Regions from separate parts of the Homo sapiens genome. Here region 2 is linked to region 1. Evidence: chromatin loops called from intact Hi-C (ENCODE). Cell type or tissue: MCF 10A. All regions are shown on one strand.

Region 1 (8,000 bases):
AAAATATTACTTACAGGTAGATGGGTAAACTGGTTTGTTTTAAGATTTACCTTAGTTAGAGGAACCCCTGAAAAAATATGTGGTGGTAAAACTTGGAGGAGGTTGTTATTTAAATACAGGACTTTAAGTTTAGGCATTGGATTAAAGGTTCCTGGCAGTATTTCCTTAATGGCATTGTATTCAAGATATAAGTATTCAAGATTATGGAGACCAAGGAACATGCCTTTACTTAATTTGGTCAGGTGGTTACCATTTAGATAGAGTTTTTGTAATCTCGTTAGGTTCATAAACGATCCTTCTTCAAGAACTTCAATACGATTGTTTCCCAAGTGAAGCATTTCCAAAGTGAAATATTCCACTAGATCAGACTTCATTAAACTGTGAATAATATTTCCCGCTAGAATGAGCTTTCTAGGATTTTGCGGAGGAGGTCTCAGATCTGATAAGCTTTCAATGTTGCGCTCCTGACAATGTATTAGAAGTCCTGATGGGGATAGGACTTTGCAGTTACAAGGAATAGGGCAGTAAGGTCCTGGAAGTTGAGTGGATGGCTTTGTAATATAAGGTATCAAACCTGGTGCTTTGGTGGGTAGTTTTAGAATGGACGTGGTCTTAGTTGACATGCGACTATCATTTATTGAAGATGTTGCTGCCAGATGTAATGATCCTGAAGGATCCTCATGTTCTTCATACACTGGTGGAGTAGGGCAAATAGATTCCTTCTTTAGTCTACTGAGTATACTTCCTTTAAAAAATGGAGGGCTGTTGCAGACAACATCACCAATTATAGACTGTGGAGGCATGTTCTCCAACCAAGTTTTTAACTGCAATAAGTCACAATTGCAGGCCCATTTGTTGTCCTCCAACTGAAGATCCAATATTCGGCCAATGTGTTCGAGAAAACCAACATAAGGCAATGTTTGTAATTGATTTCCACGAAGATCTAGATGGGTTAAAGGAACAAATCGGAAGATGTTTGGAGGAAGACTCTCAATAGCATTGTCATTTAAAATTAACACTTTGAGTCTGTTGAGCTTGCTAAAGGCACTTGGTTCAATCACTGTGATAAAATTGTTATCTGCTTGCAGGAATTCCAGGTTTTCCAGTCCATGGAAAGTATCCTCTTTAAGAATTTCTAAAGAATTGTGATTGATATGAAGTTGTTTCAGGAGGCCAAGGCCATTAAATGCACCTATCTCAATATCTGCAATATTGTTAAATCCAAGGTGTATTGAAATAGCATTGGTAAGCCCAGAAAAGTCATTTGTGTGAAGCATCGTCAAGCCGTTATTTAATAAGCTTAGTTGGAAAGGTCGTGATGGTGGCACACTTATTTCAGATACCATCTTGATACCTTTTGCTTCACAATTTATTAGCATTGTGCCATCTTTTTCCTCACAATTGCAAAGAGAATCACAAGAGCCTCTGGATGAGAGCACTGGAGTTTGGGAGTGTAAAGATATACAGGCAAGGAGAGATGAATAAAAGAGATGAATCCACAGCTTCATGTTGTCATGTGATGAAATCCGATTCTGTAAAATAAAACGCAATAGCAAGGGACTTTAGTGGGCAGAACTGGGGAGGAGATGAAGCTGATATTTTCAAAATAATAGGTTTTTCTCCAAAAAGCAAATGACGGATTACCATGAAAATATGGGTACCTTGCTGCATTTACATCATTTGTTTCTTTTTTTTTTTTCCTAATACTCAGACAGGCAAGTCTGGCTGACTTTTAACTTGCATTGTGTTCAAAATATAAAATTTAGGTCAAGGGGGATTTAAAATATTATATCATAAAATTTGTGCTCACATCTGATGAATAACCTGCATTTTAACAGATGAGAGAGATGCTGCCTTAGAGCACTGATACTTCACTGTGATGCAAAGTTATATATTTGAAAATATTTTTTAACCTTATGGTCATACATTTAAGGCTGGAGGATTATAGTAAAAGACAATTACATAGTTATTAGCCGTAAGCATAGAGAACTGTAGGGAATGTAAAAAATGATAAAAGAATGTATGTGTGCATATGTGTATGTGTGTATGCATGTACGCATGTAGCATGCATTGTCTTTATATTGTTGAACTGGGTGTCACACAATAACATCTAATAACTGTGTCTGTGTTTTAACCTGCTTCGGTTTTGGCTATATATATATATATATACTAATTTTATTGTTTATTTTGAAAACCTTGAGGAAAATGCGTCTTTGATCATGTTATAAAGTACAGTACTATAAGAACTCTTTTAACTATTCAATCAAGGGTAGTTTGTATAAGCGTAATAGTATCAGATACATACACTTAAGTGTGACCATTCAAATTTCACTTAAATCATTATATTTAATATTGAATTTCTAGAAGCAGTATATTGCTTACTGCTTCTTAATTACGTTATAGATGAGGTGGAAATGATAAAAACTAAAGAAGCAAGATTAATCTTTAACACACATTTCAGGCTGTTGTAAAAGAATAAACAATGCTTCATATAAACTTCTAGCAAATGACTTCCTAATGAGGTCTTGAAACAGTCTTTAGGGCACGGAATGTCATCACATAATTAAGCAGCTTTAAGCCTTTATTAAAAGGCTTAAAGTCGCAAACAATGAAATCTGAAACAAACTGTACCATATTAAACTTTTTGATGATATTTCAAATTCAGTAAAAGAAAAAAAGGATGGTTCAGAATAACATCACGTATTCTAATCCTGAAACACATAACAAATGCATCTGAAACAGCAATTCTTAAAAAGGTTTTGCCCTTTAAATGACAGTTATGCAAGGTAAACATTTATAGCTCTAATGAGATCTAATTTTATTTCCTTCCTTTAAATATTATACTTTAAACTTATATAAACTAAATTGAAATATAAACACATCTTATGACTATTCAACTTTTCAAAATAGTAATCAGTTTTCATTTTTGTTGTTTGAAATATGAACAGTAACTGAATCAAATTAAAATTCACAATCAGGTAAAACATACCAGAACCCAATCAACAATCCTGAAAGTAAACTTGCATTCCCTGAAAACATAGTGTTTTATTGAAAACACATATAGTACAAAGTTCCTGAAAGGCAAAAGGCAACTGAAGAAACAAAACAACATACTGCCTCTGTGTAAAGGGAAAGTTAGAAGATTTTATTTTTCTGTAGGTAAATAATTTGATTTTAAACAGCTTTGTGTGCTGAGTTTATAAACAAGCAGCTTGTAGTTGGAGTCTTCAACTTGTGGATTAGCTTCCACAATCACTAAAAGTACTTATTCATAAATTACCAAGAAAGAATAAGATTTATTTCACCAGGTATAGCATCAGAGAAAATAGTAAATAATTTTTCAGTGATAAACTCTTGTTATTTTGTAAATCCTGTATGAATTTTATGCTCTTCAAAACGTGCTAGGAAACAGTTTCTAATCTTTTCAGAAACACACACAGATGTGAAAAGTGGTTCTCTACTGACAATATCTGATACAGTGGTAAAGAGGTCAAAAGATACTCATTGACATGTTTTCTGAGAATACGTATTTTCAAATCAGAAAATAAGTAGCATACAAAATGCAAAGAATTATTCAATATTCTGCTTATATTTGCAATTCAACATTCGCATTTGGAAGTGATCCTTCCTTCAGAAAGCACACATATTTAGTTTCTAACAACAAACTGCATGTTGCAAAAGAAATAGTGGAATATTATATTTGTTCTTCTCTGTAGCCAGCTGTTAGACTAAATGTCTGCTTCTCAGAGAATACAGGCATCTGCTCCAGTGTTAGTTGTGCCAGTAAGCAAGAATGAAATTGAGTATCCTTTAATGCAAAGTTGTTTATTTAAAGGAAGCGAACATACAAATTCAATCACTTTACTATAATGCAAAAATAAGTATAAGAAAAGCCTGGAAACATTCATCTTACCTGTAAAGCAGAGACTCTTCCTGACGTTATCTGTAATGCACAGCTGGAAGAGGTGTTCAAAGTAATTCAATTCCTTTATTAAAAAAAAGAAAACACCAACCACTGCGTACTTTCTTCTCAAATATCACTTTTTGTCAAGTCCCATAGCTTCATAAAGTTAAAACCTCTGGTCAAAGATAGAATACTGAGCATTTCATTGAAAATATTTCAAGCAGAGTGCATACTAGAGCATCCTGAAGCAATTGTCCCTTTTTCCCTCAATTAAAATTCACGGCATACTTCACAGCTATGCTGACTTTTTTGCATATAGTTAACCATTTGCAAGCTGCTGAATGCAGTAAGTAAACAAGATGTTTAACAGAGCTGAGATTGATCACTCTTGCTTTCTTAGGTTGTAGATCCAAGCTACAGCAATGTTCTCCTTCCTCCTTTTCTAGTATTTCTTGTTAGCTCAGTTTGTTATTAGTCAGATTGCCAAGGGCTGGGAGGTAGGCGTAAATAAAGAGACTTCTTGGCTTTTGACTCAGCCTTTAAGCCCTTCCCCATCAGAGCGTTTTAATCTGCCAGTGTCATATAACACAAGAGACAGCTCCACCTTGGGACTGCTCAACTCCTCCTCTTTCTGCAAATGGTCTTTCCACTCCTTTCAATACCAAATATAGTGCAAGTGAATTTTGATGGAAATAATAACACGTCATTTTAAATGCTTAATAGTACATTGTGTTATAGCAAGCTAAATAATACGTTATGTTAAATTCTCAACTAACACTGTTCTGTAGTGTTTGCACACATGTGTGCAGGAAACACAAGAATGCTGCCTATAGAGTAGTTGCCTCTTTTTTTTCTTTTTTTTTTTAAATCTGGTATTTATAGTTGAAATTGTGCACTAACTAGATTGTAAAATGTTAACACGAACTGCTTCCCTGCAATATTTGTATTTTTGTATTCACCATTTAACTTTTTTAAAGCCTTATGTTAGGGACTCTAAGTTTTTACTTCATTATTTCTTTCCCTAGAGCTAATATTCAATAATTAAACTTAGAAATGAAGATCTTTCAGTTATTTTAATATATTTATTTAGAAGAAAAGCATAATTATTTTAAAATATATTTAAAAATCTTTAAACACAAAATAATTATCATTGATAAAGTTCTGTTTATCACTTTCAAAAATATAACATTATATCTTTACAGATAAAATGAAACAAGTGAAATATGTAGATATTACAATAACCTGATTTGTATAGTGCTAGCTCAGAGAGAATTTATTCTTAATAGGTTATATCTTAAAAGTTGCGTGTTTCTTCAGCTCTTAAAAGTTTCTGAATCATCACCATTATTACTCTTGTCAGATTCCTTATTTCTCAAAAAGCCTGTGGTTTAAAAAGTTATTCTTCTTACCTACCTTCCTGAACTTTTTCACATCCAAAGTGCATATACTAGATGCTGTCTTTTATTTGTTTATTCTGTTTAGAATAAATACAGATTCTAGAGGCCTTCTATGTAATAGTAGGTGTCATTTCAGAAAGTGCTGTTTTTAAAAAGGAGAGTTGATATAGTTTAAATCATCAAAATAGAAGAATATCACATTATTATTTAATGACATACACTCAGATTGATATAGTTTTATCGTCTCAGGGTGGTATATTGGCTCTAAACACATAAGGGCTCTGTGGGAATTTTCAGTATTCTCACTTTACTTTATATTTCCCAGTAATTAAGTTTCTCGTTTATTTTAATGACATTTTGTGCTTTAACATGGAAAAGAGATGATGATACAGAGGAGGGGGTTCGAAAATACAATAAAAATAAAAAAATGAGAGAATGAAGAGTATAAGTGAAGTTAAATATAAATAATTAGTGTTTGGCACAATTTCCTGCTAGCTGCTAGCCAAATTAATTAAATCAAGGTAATTATTTAGATAGATAGTTAGAAATTAGAATTTTAATCAATAAAAAAAGAAGGGGCAAGAATAATTTCCCTCCCAACCCTGTAGTCCTAATTTTTCACATGCATTCCTTTAGGTTTTGCAGTCAAGTGCATAGGAGAAATATTCTAGTAGCATAGTATGTGGAGCAAAATTTTTCAAGCCTACATATGGACAAATGAAAGTAATTTCTTTGTAGATTGACACATGTTTCTCTCATGTCCTTCAATTTGATCATGTATCTATTTTATCAGTCATATACACATAGCAGAAATTTGAAGATTTTTATCATGAATTCCTTTCCTACATAATGAATCTTGTCTTTTTAGTGCATAAATTACTGGGCAATTGCAGTAATTACTGGTCAATTCCCCATGATGGTAAGGGAGAGAAATATTGACTAAACACACTTTTTTAAAAAAAAATTATTCAGTTGTTCTATAAGCTTTCATTGGGAATAAAAAACTAAAAAAAAATTATTTGAGGAGCAATCTATAACTTTTAATTTAAAGTGGTAATGTTGATAATGAATTACTCAGCATTATCTCAAACTTAGTTAAAATATACACTAGCACATCTGAAAAGATCGTAGACAAGTCTGCTGTTCTCTAGGTTTTTTTCACTGTAATTCTTCAGTCATTATATCAAATCAGTACTGTAGCCATTTTTTCCAAAATGTTTATTATGGCAGGATATGTGCTAATGATTATTGAACAACATTTATTTTAACAATATTTTTAATTTCCAAGTAATCAATGGGAAAGTACTTTCTTAGTGTAGTTTTAATAATAAATTCATCACATGATTATAATAAACAATGAATTTTATTTATCTTCCCACCTAATCTATGCCTGCTCCCCCGTAACTTCAAATTATTATTATGTATTATTATTATTGTTATTATATATAGAGACAGGGTCTCACTCTGTTATCCAGGCTGGAGTACAGTGGTGCAATCGCAGCTCACAGTAACCTCCAACTCCTAGGCTCAAGAGATCCTCCCATCTCAGCCTCATAATAAGTACCTGGGACTTGGGGCATGCACTACCATGCCCAGTTGATTCTTTTATTTTTTTTATAGAGATGGGGGTCTTACCAGGTTTCCCAGGCTGTTCTCAAACTCCTGGCCTCAAGTGACCCTCCCATCTTGGCCTCCCAAAGTGCTAGGATTACAGGCTAATTATTAATAATAATAATATTTTTTGAGATGGAGTCTCACTCTGTTGCCCAGGCTGGAGTGTTGGCTCACTGCAACCTCAGTCTCCTGGCTTCAAGCAATTCTCCTGCCTCAGCCTCCCAAGTAGCTGGGATAACAGGTGCCCACCACCATGCCTGGCTAAATTTTTTTTATTAATTATTTTTAATCACAACCTGTAAATTATGTGTTATTGTGACATTTAACAATATCTCTGCTTTCAGAGTGTATATTTCTAAAGGGCCAACATAAAAGTATTACAATTGCATTGAATTATACCAAGCAGTCAGAAGAAATAAACCCATCTCTGTTATTAATTTTAGAGCGGCAGCCTACCATCAGCATATTTTATTGTGCATGAGGACATAGGAAGTGAAGTCCTTCCCTCCCTGCTTTCATGGATGTGGGGAGATCATCTTAATAGCCGATGACCTCAAAGACTATGTGGTAGAATGTTTTATGAAATTTGTTGAACTGATAGTGTGTACGGTACAAATAGAATGAAAAGACCAAGAATGAGCACTGGAAAAAGAAAAGAAAAAAGTAAAACAATGAGATTTATTCATTCTAAATAGGACCAGTTCCACCTTAGAGTGGCTTTCCACCTTTTTTAGTGTCACATTTAAGAGGTAAAGTGAAGATGTGTGAGATTGAGTTTAATTCAAAAATCTGAAAGCCTTGCAGGGAGAGAACTCTGTACCATCTGTGGTGTAGACAAAGGCATATTTAAATACTCTGAAGTTAGAAAGTATGAAACTTGGTGATTTGGGGGGGATGATAATACTCTAGGGAATTTTAAATATTAGCTAGTCATTTCACTCTTTGAAAAAAAATTAAATAATCTTACTCAGTTTCACTTTTTACATACTTATTTGATTGTTTTAAAAGGAATATTAAACACATTATTGGGAAACATAGTATTGTGGGCTCTGCTTTCTTTGTACTGTCAGGAAATTACACTGAAA
Region 2 (8,000 bases), 140 kb before region 1:
ATATCAAGAATTATCATTTCTAATAGTCTTTCTTTTTGAAGGCTATATGAAGAAAATATATCTGTGGTCTTAATTGATGAATGGTTATGCGGCACCTGAAAACTGTTTTATGTGACATAATCTTGTGATTTTTGTAGCCGTTTTTGCTTCCATTTTTATTTTACTGCAAAAATTTTAGAGCTCTGTATGTACCTGCTTCTAGAAATGGAATTTGACATTATGACTTTCCTGTACTCTTTTTGAAAATAATTTCACCTTTGGCTCCTGTTTAAAATTAACTAGTTTATTACTACTCTGTGAAGCACCTGTGCCAGTGAAAAAATCATATAAAAAGTCAGAAGCCACTCTGTTTAATCAAGTAAAAGGTGCTTAGGATAATATTAGGGGTTTAAAACCACTGAAAGATCAAGAGAGTGGTAGTGAAGAGAGCTTCCACAATAGAGGATTTCACACCAACGTTGTCAAATTGAAGCAGTGAAATCTGTTTCTCAGGAGCTAGTTTGTAAATTTCTGCAGTTGCCAAGATTCTCTAAGGAGGTCCTACCAACTACTTAGGTTGCAGTGATGAAGTAAATAGTTCTCAAGAGCCGGGAGACATGCTGTAAATCTCTCCTCTGCATAAGCTTCAGGATGCAACTGCTTCTCAGAAATAATGGCTTCTGTTTCACTTCTTTGTGCTAAATCACACGTGAACGCCTGTTATTGGCACACTCCAACTAGGAACCACATACAGGGAGGAGGATTCTGGGAAAAATAATCTTTAGCTTTAGAAAAGAGTGGTGGTGCCTAATGGGCAACAGGTAAGGAAACACATCACCTTAAATACTGTTTCATTCATTCAACACAAATCTAGAGTATCTAGTACATGCTTGCCAGATACTCTGAATACAATGCATGTCGTTTCTGATATAAGGAACTTTAAGGAAGGCAGTAATTGGGCTAGATGTCATAAGAATAGTGAGTACTGTCAAGGAGAATTCCAGAGGGTTGGAAAAGAAGTTAACAGGTATAAATATTACTAGGGGTAGAACAGTGGAGTTAAGGAAATAAAGTCATGTTAGTCTTCTGTAAGCACTAGATGTTTAAACTGAGAACTAAAGGAGAAGGAGTCAAAATATCATTTATTATTTACCTGGCAACTTTCGTTTATTTCCTTTGTTCTTACAAAAATCATGAGACAATTATGAGTGTCTCCATTTGACAGATAGAGAAACTTATCTAAAGTCACACAGCTAGTAAAGGGCAGAACAAGAATGTGATTGAAAAGTTTACTAATTCAGTGTTCTATGCTTTCCATTCTTCTATACTGACTCTCATATCATCCAGGGTTACATTAATAAAGCAGGTACAATACAAACAATATGGAGAGAAAAATTAACTTTGTTGTTTTAAGAATTGTAGGTATAAATGATAATCTCACAAAAGCATAAAATTAAATTTTATATATTTATTTAAATGCAAATGCAGAAAAGATACATGTGATGCAGTAGAATGTAATTTAACTCATGCTTGTATATGTAAATGGAGGAAGAAAAAATGAAAAATATATGGAGAGAGAAAGAAGAAATGAAAGAAGGAAGGAAGGAAGGAGGGAGGGGGGAAGGAGGGAGGGAAGGAAGGAAGGAAAGAAGGAAGAAAGGAAAGAAGGAAGGAAAGAAAGAAGGAAAAGACATTTTCTGCTTTCTCAGTTTATTCAGTCAACAAAGATAATTGATGATCACCATAAGCCTGTCCCTATTCTAGGAGTTGGTGATAAAAAGCTAAATGATTTATGACACTTGCAGTCAAGGCCTGAGAGGAGAGGCAGGTAAGTAGTTAATGATGACAGATGTTACTTGAATGTGTCCTCCCATCTCCCTTTCTCTTCTGATATGTACTCTCCTACCTGTGTCACTTAGTTTCTCTGTATTTTAGTGCTTTCTGCTAGCCTCTCCATAACTTTTACTTTCATTCCACAACCAGCCCACTCAAAATCTTTATTATTATAAAACCATTCAAAACATTAAACAACCCTGGTTTAAATATTAGAAGAGCATGTGATAAAATCTATAAGGAATATGTTATGAATAACTAAGTGTGTCTTAAAGTATTAGATTTTCCAAATTTGGTTGTATATTAAAGAATTTATTTGTTATAACACAATTATGCCAGAACATCAGGAGCTTTATCTGAAAAGTAGGTATTTCTGCACCTTGATAATTATAGTACAGAAGTTGACTTACTATCCATTTTCATCTCCATCACAAAATTATTGACCCAAATCAGCCAGACCAAATAAGTCCTATACCTGAAAGTTCAGTTCTCTAATACACTGAATGTCTAGAATCTTTATTTCTGGAAGTACTTCTTACTGGGAACATTATAAATAAAAATAGATTAAATAAAATACAAATTCCTTGTGTAAGATAATAGTGAAAATGCTCTATAAATATAAAGCATTATCCTAATTATCAGCTTAGAAGTATATTATATTGAAATAAGCCAAAGAAGGGGTAGGAATTTATGTCACTCATGGTCCAACCAAAGAAACATAATCCAACTCAGATAATTAAATAGAGAGAATTCAATAGAAGAATCTAATCATGACAGTTGCAAAAAGATGCAATGGCCAAGAAGGTGAAACACAAATTAGCAACAGATTAAGGTACTTCACCCACTGGGCTCAAGGTTCAAAAAGAGGAGTGGATGTTACCAGAACTCAGCAACTTGAACTGCCTGGTGGATTCTAAAGCTAGCAGTTGCTTCTCAGAGAGGGCATGTAGTCACTGCCAGAGGTGTCACCTGAAGTGAAGAGGGAGATAGTGCCTTGGCTTCCTTCACCTTTTGTCCTCCAGTCTCCTTCCAGAGCATCCCAGTGATGAAATTTAACTGAAAGATAGTTCCCAGTGGAACCAGGAAATACAGTTTACAAGGGTCATCCCTTGAAACTCAGAGCAGAGTTGGGGGAAAGTGAGGTTTCCAAGCAAACAAGCAGTGACTAGCAAAACACCATTTTGAAATGGTTACTCTTTTTTTCCTCATTTCCTAAAATTGTTATGAACATTAACTTACATCTTTGTTAATACTATTATAAATGAGTTAAGACATGCTCTGAAATGAATTGTGTATTTTTTAATAAAAAATCAATTTCTCAGCTTGATGAATCTATTTGTACATGGTGTCCACATATTCCAATGATTATAAATAGAAGTCCGTGTTGTTTACCTGGTTAAAACTCAAAAAGGCTTCCCAATGAACTTAGAATGAAGTAGACAGTTGGCACTCTTTTCTTCTGGGCCCTCTGAGGCTCTTGCCAACTCTTACGAAACCATGTCTCATTACTTTCCCCTCAAGCTACTGAATTCCTCTTGCTCTGGCTGTCTTCCTCTTTCTAAAACAAATAAAACTTTTCCTTCATCATAATATATTTAAATTTGCTGACTGTTTTGCCTGCTATACTTTCTTCGTATATGTTTTAGCTGGCTTAGCATTGAGGAATCAGCTAAACTTCCACACCCTCGGAGTAGGCTATGTGTCTGTTCTACCTAAGGAAGTCTTCTTATCACTCTTCCATGAAAGTCAGTCACTTTCTACATAGCATATTCCAATATCTGATATTTTCTTTTTTTGCTTGTTGGTTTCCACTAGAGTTGAAAACTCTCCCTATATAGAGACTTGTCTTGGCTTCTAATGAATCTGGTCCCCAGCAACTAAAAGAAAATGTTTGGCACATATGGACACTTCATAAATATTTATTAAATGCATAAATACATACATGAATGAATATTGTATTGCTGGACTTTAAGCTCCTATTTTGTTTCCTTCATCTGGCCCTGCTTTGCTTGCTGCCTTAAGAGGCTTGCCACCTCCCCTAAGAAAAGATACATTTAAAATTGATTGTTTAAGTACCAAGTCACTATCTAAACAGATAAAATTGGTTCACATGGTTATTCTTTTTAAAAATCAGCTACCTAGATCTCTCTCTCTCTTCCTTTGCTTCAGGAATGGATGTGGTCAACAGATTCTCCAAATCTCACTCCGGATTTCCAGAAACGTTTTATGGATTTTTTTCATAAAATTCGAAACTTAGATTCAGAAAAAGAAAAACTCATGCAAGTGTCTTCAACTCAGCTAGCTTTTCAAACTGAATTTTCTCCAAAACAGGGAGTATTGAGTGCTTGCTCAGCTATATTTAAATTGGTACTTGGTCTCCCCTTTGTACTTTCATCTAGGTGTGTCTAACTTCCTTGGCAAGGAATTCCAATGTGAGAAATGTTAAAAGATAAATTTTAGACAAATTACATTTAACAGATTTTATTTGAGCGTTGAACAATTCATGAATCAGACAACAGCCAGAACCAGAAGAGGTTCAGAGAACACTGCCCAGCAGCATGAGCAGCAAGCTTTTATAGGGTGAGCATGGAAGCAAAGTACAGAAACCACCTGACTGGCTACATCTATACATCTCCCTTACTTGGGCATGGTGTGATGAGGCATTTGTCTTATTTGGTCATGGTCTGATCAACTGACTGCCTGTGATTGGCTAAAATTCAGCAGTTTATTACAAAATATACTCTTAAATTAGGGTTTAGTTTGTTTACACACTAAAATAGTTTTCAGTTTGTTATTTAGTAATTCAAAGTACAGAGACAGCTTTAGGCTGGCAGCCTCCTTTTAATTAATTTAACAGGAAAAATGGATGGTAGCATAAAAAACTTGCTCTCTTTTCCCTAACACTGATTTTCCACTACATTCTTATCTAGTGCATTTTTTAATTTCTTCTTTTTTATGCAAATGCAATAGTATAAAAATTGAACATGTGATAGAAGTTGTTAAAAATGTTTACTATTTGGCCGGGCATGGTGGCTCACGTCTGTAATCCCAGCACTTTGGGAGGCTGAGGCAGGTGGATCATGAGGTCAGGAGATCGAGACCATCCTGGCTAACATGGTGAAACCCTGTCTCTACTAAAAATACAAACAATTAGCCAGGCATTGTGGCGGGCACCTGTAGTCACAGCTACTCAGGAGGCTGAGGCAGGAGAATGGTGTGAACCCAGGAGGTGGAGCTTGCAGTGAGTGGATATTGCACCACTGCATTCCAGCCTGGGCAACAGAGCGAGACTCCATCTCAAATAAAAAAAAGTGTTTATTATCCAAAAAAGATAAAACAATGAAAAAACAGACATGAAATCATGGCAAACAAAGCTATGATAGATGAATGAACTGTATGCCTTTCCTCTACAGTTGGCCATTGAATGCTCAGTTTATATGCTGAAGGAAAGTCTGTCCTAGGCCTTTTTGTTTTAATTTTTGTTACATGTATCTTTAAGTCTACTTATTAGAAAAATGAACCTCATATGGTTTGTATAACTGTGGCTTGTTTTCCCACCCCTTTCCATGGTGTAGTCCCTAATGCTGTATTTGAGTCTCATCTCTCTTTCCTTCCCATCTCTCTGAAACTTCCATTCTACTGTCTTAATAATAGCCTTGGCTCCATTCCCACTCTTCTTTCAGCTCTGGCTTGTGTCTTGCTTTCCCCCTGGCTCCAAGCCCTGTTCCCACCATCTTAGCCCTTCCAACTTCAGCTCCTTCAGTAATTTTCACTGCACCCCACCTCTAGCTACAAATTTACATTCTGTTTTGGCAAACATCCACACTTTCCTGCCCAATCCCAACTGCCTAATATACAGTGCCATTAAAATCTCAGAAATTAATCTTGAATTCTTTCAACTCTTCATAGATTTAATTTTTCCAAGTTATGTGTATTACTGGAACTATTCTTAATATCACTTTGACTTCCAAACATGTAGTTCTTTGGGCCACATGACCCATAACCTCAAAAACTAAATTCTGTATTTTCTGCCTTCTCTCTTATATTATTATTATTTTTCCTTAAAAAAAGCTCCATTTCTTTTGGCCTGGAGATGTTAAATTAATTCCAACATGATACTTTAAAACCTCTCAGCTGTAATGCCTTACCACAATCACAGACAAACCTGAAATCTTCCCAACACATATCTTGTCCAAATAGTAGCTTGTTCCTTTTTATTTTCAAGTTTCCAAGTCCAGTAACATATTTCTCTTTCCTACAAATTCCATTCCTCTTCTCATAGGCATTGTCTGGAACTGGGTAACATCTTTCCTGTTATTCCCATGAATTATTTTTATTTGCACTGTTCAGCAAAAGAAGCCACACATATTCATCCTCTGGCTTCACAGAGTGGCTGTGATTTTTTTTCCTGCTCATTCACTTCTGTGCTGTCAATCTCACATCCCTGACAGGGAGGGCTCAGTTCCACTCACACAGAATTCCATACCAAACCTCTCATGCTTAAAGGTTACCAAAGTTCAAAAAATTTTTCATATGAGCCCCCAAAGGAAAAATTAATTCTTTGTGTTAAGGAGTTTGTGATATGCACTGCTGTCCAAAGTATGAGGCCAATTCAGGCATCCATCTTGCCTGAACCCAAGGATCTTGCCTGGAGTAGAAGCTCTTTCTTACAAAACAAGTGGCAGATTCTGCTGAGTACAGCCTCTGGCTGCAGGGGCAGGTCTGGTCAAACACAGGACAAGCCGCAGGAGCTAGAAAATTACCATGTGGGGAGAGTGATGGGGTGGACTTGGTAGACAGATACCTCAGATCTTTCAACTCTTAGGTGGACAAGCACTAAGTTGGCTTCTAAATACATTTCTAAAGGTCCCCAGTGGGACTGGGCCCAGGTTTACCACAGCAGTAAATTTCTCATGGAGGCACACTGTATTGATTATCTCCCCTTATCTCTCTCATTTCTCCTTTTCTTCATGATTACCACATAAACCATCTGCACTCACATTCATGTCTCAAAGTGTGTTTCTGAACTCTAAGAGTAAGACTGCCATTTAATTTCCATCCTCTCCATTATTCTGTAGCATACTTTTACATGCTCATTCAAGTTACCATCGAAAAGTTGATAAAAAGTCTGAAAAAATCCGGTGAGGTTAGAAACTCATAATTGTACTAGTTACTAAGTAAAGACTACTGTTTTTTTCCTCAGTGTGATGACATTACATTTATTATCTTCATCATTATAAATTGTTTACTCATTGATAATTAACTTTATGACCACATTTCTACTCAGCAGTCTTTTTTGTAGGCATTTAGTTAGCCCATATTTCAATGAGGATTTAGTGCAGATATGAATGTTGTTAATATTGGTTTTCCCAATAAATAGGAGCTTTCAGCGCCTAATATTCCCCAGTCATCATCGTGAGGGCTTTATGAATATTTACACATTTCATCTTTAAAACAATCCTACGAGACAGGTAGTATCATTATCCTGGTTTTTCAGAAGAGTTCTGAGGCAAAGATAATAAGTAGCACGGCCAAGGGATGACAGTTAATGAGTGGCAGAGCCAGGAATAGACTCTCCCTTCCCCCGTCACTGCAATCTCTCTTTAGTACCCATGTACTTAACCATTATGCTGTATCAGTTATACATTTTCCAATAAAATAAAACTTAAGTTATCCAGAATAAAAAGTCATCCAATTAAAGAGATTTATTTTAGCATAATGAGCTACTAACGACAACAAAAAATTCTTAGCTGTCAGATTTTCCTCACCAGTATTGTTTACACTGAAATGCCTGCTATTTAGTCTTTAATTGGTATACATAAGCAATCCCATTTCTGTATGCATTTACTAATTTCTTTCTTATCACTAATGTTTTATGAGGTTACAAGGAAATATCATATTACACAATACCCAGCATTTATGTTGAAAAAATATTCCATATTGAACAACTTTGCAACCTCCTTCCTTTAGACATCTGTGACATTGATCTCATTCATTTCAACCCATTCTCCCTGTAGTACCTGCCCCCAGTGAGTCTCCTTGTCAAAATACCCCTGTGGACTCCTGTTTCTTTCTTGGAACTTATGGAAAAATAATATTACAAAAATGAATTATTACTTCAAAGAGGTTGATTAAATAATAAAAATGAACACAAAAAGCACAAGAGTAACAATAACAAAACTCTTTAA

The links. Peaks named below come from ENCODE experiments on the same cell type or tissue, not always from the same donor. Only the 100,000 strongest peaks of a DNase experiment are listed, where the experiment ranks them.
Region 2: a loop joins it to region 1, with 3 times the contacts of the local background. A loop is called at or near these places in 1 of 110 quality-filtered maps.

What each region holds. Positions count from the first base shown.
Region 1 is chr13:85,795,001-85,803,000 of GRCh38, forward strand. It overlaps SLITRK6 (SLIT and NTRK like family member 6), which reads right to left and starts at 4,419. Exons shown (of 2, transcript NM_032229.3): 1 at 3,914-4,419; 2 at 1-1,532. The coding sequence starts at 1,508. In MCF 10A, no CTCF peak of the experiment used is centred here; a DNase peak (open chromatin) is centred at 4,441.
Region 2 is chr13:85,656,370-85,664,369 of GRCh38, forward strand. No RefSeq gene overlaps it. Among named protein-coding and RNA genes, the nearest start is that of SLITRK6, 140 kb to the right of the region's middle. In MCF 10A, no CTCF peak of the experiment used is centred here; a DNase peak (open chromatin) is centred at 3,302.